Linked DNA regions of Homo sapiens: region 1 is linked to region 2. Evidence: chromatin loops called from intact Hi-C (ENCODE). Cell type or tissue: PC-3. All regions are shown on one strand.

Region 1 (2,500 bases), 79 kb after region 2:
GCAATATTTTAACGAGCTGACCCCGAGTTCCTCTCTTTCCAGGAGGAAAGAGTTAGAATCAAGAGTTTCTACAGCAGTGGGACTTCTGGCTGTGACAGCGGTGAAGTGTCTTTTAGGAGAGTATTTTAAGTAAAAGCACTGAAAACCAACTATGTTTCCAGGAATGATTCTAGATGTCTAGGTTTTTCTCTTAAAAATCAAAACTCTAGGATCACTGCATGTAATATTTGAGTTTTACTGGGAGCACTTGAAAGAGAAGGGCAACACAGGCCAATCCCCAGATTACAGGGAGGGAATTTGAGGACAGAGTTACACGCCCAGCAGGCATTGCTCCTGTAACTGAGAAGTGTAGCGACTGATACTTCTGTAGCATTTCACAGTTTACAAGGCACTTTCAAAAGCCTTGTTGCTTTTAATCCCCTCTACAACCTCCTGATCCCCATTTTACAGGTCTGAAAACCAAGGCTCAGGAGGTTAATTGGCATGCCCGAGGTCATACTGTCAGCAAGTGACAAAGCTGTCACTAGAACCTAAGCTTTGGATCATTTTAGTCTTGTGTTTTATTTGCAAAAGTACATCCACTTCTGAAAGGGAAATGGCGTGGGTCAGGTATGTATAGCCTGCCAGTCACACACTCGGAGAATGATGATTGCCTGGTCTGGGGGCTCCCAGCCTTCAAGGTTAATGCCATGTTACCAGAGCATTCTAGATATTTCCTTTTAGTTCACTCACTTTTTACATTTAAATACACATTTATTTTGGGAAGGAATTTTGATATCCATGAAGTCATGAGTTTTGATGTGGTAGTTATGTTTACTGTAATTAGAAAAGTTGTGTACCCCTAAAGTCATCTATTGCATATTATCTGTTTGGTCACTTTTGGGGCAGCGTTGGCCCACTCAAAATGCTTTTCATTTGTGGATCAGGAACCCAGAACTGGGCAGGTTCATGCCAGCTACTTGTCCAGAGCTTTGTATGGTGATGGCCACCAGGACTGGGACCAAGGGCAGCCCTGACCCAGTTTAAAGAGCTATGTCTGTGTCTACTCAGCCTCCAGTAGGAGAAGAGAGCAGAGTCAGACTCGAAGAGTTAGCTCAGAACTTGATTTTGGTGATCTTTCCGGGTACAGGCTATATTATGTGTAGAAATCAAACTCCAGCTTGAACACAGTCATCTATTGTGCCTTCAGCTTCATTTTAGAGCTGTAGAAATTCTTGATTGGTTTATCTGGTAAAACCGAATGCTTTAAAGGTGGCATAATTTAAGGAATGGAATCTATTTCCTTGGAATTCTGTCCGACTCTTAACTGCAAGGGGAAGAGAAACCTACGGGATCGTAGAATGTATTTGAGCTTGTATCTAGGGTTAGGTTGCCAGCCTGTCAGAGCTCAGAGCTAAATGCAGGGGATTTTGGTCCTGCTCCCTGGAGGGGAAGCCTGTGCCTTTGCACGTTTGCTCCGTAATCCCCGCGTCTGTTTCTCAGTTTATTAAACCAACGTGGCATTGTATGGCTTGTGAGGAGAACATATTTGCCTTGTCTTTCATTTGAGTAATCAGTCCTTCAAAGTTTAAATAAACTTTTTTTTTTCCTGGTAGTGGAGACTTTTCTTTTAACCTGTGCTATTTTATTTTTTATATAACTGTAGAAGTACAGAAGTGTGGGAGATTATGGAAGAAATTAAGGTCGTCCAACTACTTGGTGGGTGAGACTTGGCAGACAGGTACTTTGGAGTTCTAGGGATCACTTTCAGAGTTTGCATACTATTAGGGGTATAACTGGTCTGATCCATTCAGCCCCTGGCTGGTATTTAATTTGTGTGAATATTTTAGCTGCACACTTTTAGGGAGCTGTATCTGTTTTCACTCCTTGTTCCTCTTGGCTGGGACACCTTTGCATCAGACTCCCACCCCCAACCTGGACCACTTCTGAACTGATCTCTGAGAAATGAGCTTTCCTGCACTTTTGTCTTCTGGAGGCTTTTGTCCATGCTCCTGGTGATCACAGGGCCTGCTAACTGCAGGGAGATAAAAGCAGTCAAAGCTTAAAACCACCCGCTTACTCGTGGAAAGGCAGGCTGATGGCTCTTCTTTAATAATGGATTGAAAAATGGTGTGATTGTCCTTTGAGATGGCAACAGAAGAAGCCATTTCCTGGGGTTATCAAAAATAATCTCAGAGGTAGAAATGAGTGGTTCTGATTTTTTTGCTTTTAGGATATAGTGACTCTAAGGAGATTTTTTCTTTTCCCCTGTATTAGAATATTCATATTTTTGAACCATCTACTTTACATATGGATTTCTGGGGAGATTCTTCTAGTCTTTTCAGATCCCTAATTTGAGGGGCTTATTATTTGGGCTGGACCCAGCAACAGAGTGGACTTTTTGTTGTTAACGTCAAGCCTGAGAACGGGCGCTGGGGAGGAATAACCCCTCCCACCATATCGTTTCTTTTCTGCTCTATTTGACCAGGGCAGCAGGCACACTGCCTCAGTTGACTCCTGG
Region 2 (2,500 bases):
TGAATTTGGCTTTCTAGTCCATTTGCTTTCATAGAAAATTTTCATTGTAAATTATCTACCCACCAAGTAAAATTGAAGCTCTAGGAAGATATGCCATGATTATACTGGACTATGAATTCATACCTTTAGGGGGAGTATGCATGGTTGAAAAAAATTAGATAAAGCATACAGTTGGTGTATAATAAATGTTGGTTAGTTAACATAGGTAATTTAGACAGTGGTCCAGGAATGGCCCCCCATGGTTGCCCTTATGCTGTCATGTCCTTGGTGCATATCCTTCTAACAGGGGTCCATGAAACCCCTTCCAATCCACTAAGCCAGGGCCAGAGAAGAAGCCTGTTTGCTGTCCCTGTTCTAGGCCCTCATTGGTCACCACCACTTCTATGATCCAAGACAGGGTTCCTATTTCCTGCCTTCTCCCATCTGCAAAATTAGGAGGATGGATTAATTTGTTCTTTTGGCTCCAAATTTCTATCCTGTGCATAGAATAACCTTGTACGAGACTTTCAAGTTTTCTCCCTAGTGGAACTGCTTTAAAAATAGATAAGGATTATTTGTAATTAATTTCCAACTACTTCTATGTAAATAAATATCTGCAAAATGCTTAACTCTCTCAGGTAAATGTTTTTTCTGAAGTATCAATAGTCACTCATTTGCTGAAAAAATCTTTTCCCTTGGTCCCTGCAGGTGTAAATTCCTGCTCCAGTCACCTGTAGAAGTTACCTCCAGTTCCAAACCCATGAAAATTATGCTAAGGAGATATCCCTCTACCTGCATTCGTGACACATGTCATCAGCAAGTCACGACTCTGACTTCAGAAAATTCATGATCAATTTCACACTCTATCTGTTGCTGAGGAGGATTCAATTCATTTTAGGCAAAGCCCAAATGACACTGCATTTTGTCTTTTTTCCCGTTGCCGATGCAGGAGGATTTGGAAGAATAACATTTTAATGGCTTGGAAACTGTTCCCAACAGAATTATCAGAGAGAGAATTTTTCAAGGGTTGCATCACTAAATGACCAAACAAAGACACAGTGTCTGGCTACCACCCACATGACTCGACTGTGAGCCATGTTTTCATAATGATGCAGTGAGATTTAGACACACCTCTTTTATATGTGATAAAAGGAATATTAGCAAGGAAATAAACTTACCTCAGAACTAAGAAGCTATCAAAAAGTAAACCCCACTTTGTGGTTTGTTCTTAATAATAATACGTGCACAAATGTCTTGGGCACATTGAGTGCATAATACACATCACCTCATGTGACCCTCATGCAAGCCCATTGGGATGAGTCCTGTTATTGTCCTCAGTGTACAGAAGGGGAAACCACAGGCTTCAAGAGGCTGGCTAACTTGACCAGCCACCAAGATGAAAGATGGGGAGGAACCCCAGGTAAATAAGACTCCAAAGTTCCTGCTCTCTGCTGTTGATTCGAATTCAGCAAGTCTGAATTAAAAGACTAAATTAAAGAAAAGGCTGAGGTATAGAAAGTACTATAGCAATGAAATGTTGCATTTCTCTACATATAAATGATTTAACTTTATTAAAGTATAAGCTTGAAGTTTTTAGAAAGCCCTTTTAGAGAGATAAAGAGAATTTATTTGAATTAAACAGAACTGTGTTGGCTTTAAGGGCATTTACAAGAGGTTTTGTTTCTTTAATAGGTTACATATTCTGCCCCAGGGCTGTCTCCAGCTGACCAACATAGTAATGAAATCCCCTTTTCTTGTTTAAAGGACCAGAGTTGATTTATTTAAAGCTTGGGTTGTCTCCATCAGCTTCTCTAGGGGAATGAACCTCTCCTCCACCCCTCTTCTCCCTATACATCACATTTCCCTCTTGCCCATCTCAAAGAAGTGTGAACCGATTCACAACAGGATGCTCCTGGGGGCTTAAGACTGACCCTCTCTGAGCAGAGCACTTGAGTAACAGATGCATGGCAAATGTCTGTAACACTCTGAGGAACTGGCATTGAGGTTAGCATTGCAGAGACATACAAAGGCACAATCCCTTCCTGGAATAATCTGCCGCTGGGCCCAGTTTTCCCACTCACACCTTTTGTGACATAATTTTGCCTCTCATTCTGGATGACTGTGGTAGACTTGTTCATTTCTCCTCACAGACTCAGGGCTCCAGTCCCATGGAACGTTTGCTGTTCCCTGAAATCATGATGCGGATCCCCACCCCTTGCCTTTGTTGCCTCTTCTACCTGGGCTGGCTTTTCCTTTGCCTCAACTCTGTTTTGTGGGAAAAAGGCAAGTCCCTAGGAAATGGCAGATCCAGTAGATTATGGAAAAATGTAGCATCCACTCATGGAGAGTGGGAGAGAGGTCCAAAGCACCCTCAGTGAATGAGTGCATATCACAGTTATTACTAATTTGCAAATGGTGTGTGGCACACAGGCAGTATGGGTCTGCATTCCCTTTCTCTTCCAATATGGAAAAAAATGTGTGTCACGCAGGGATTTTTTTTCCACACTGGAGGAGAAAGGGA

The links. Peaks named below come from ENCODE experiments on the same cell type or tissue, not always from the same donor. Only the 100,000 strongest peaks of a DNase experiment are listed, where the experiment ranks them.
Region 1: it touches region 2 in a loop (6-fold over the local background); 5 of 110 quality-filtered maps call a loop at or near these places.

Annotation. Positions count from the first base shown.
Region 1 is chr7:50,789,500-50,791,999 of GRCh38, reverse strand. It overlaps a transcript of GRB10 not described here. Among named protein-coding and RNA genes, the nearest start is that of GRB10, 7.9 kb to the right of the region's middle. In PC-3, no CTCF peak of the experiment used is centred here; no DNase peak of the experiment used is centred here; H3K4me3 peaks cover 1,711 bases.
Region 2 is chr7:50,868,096-50,870,595 of GRCh38, reverse strand. No RefSeq gene overlaps it. Among named protein-coding and RNA genes, the nearest start is that of GRB10, 86 kb to the right of the region's middle. RefSeq lists an enhancer at 2,246-2,500. In PC-3, no CTCF peak of the experiment used is centred here; a DNase peak (open chromatin) is centred at 1,055; H3K4me3 peaks cover 733 bases; H3K27ac peaks cover 2,237 bases.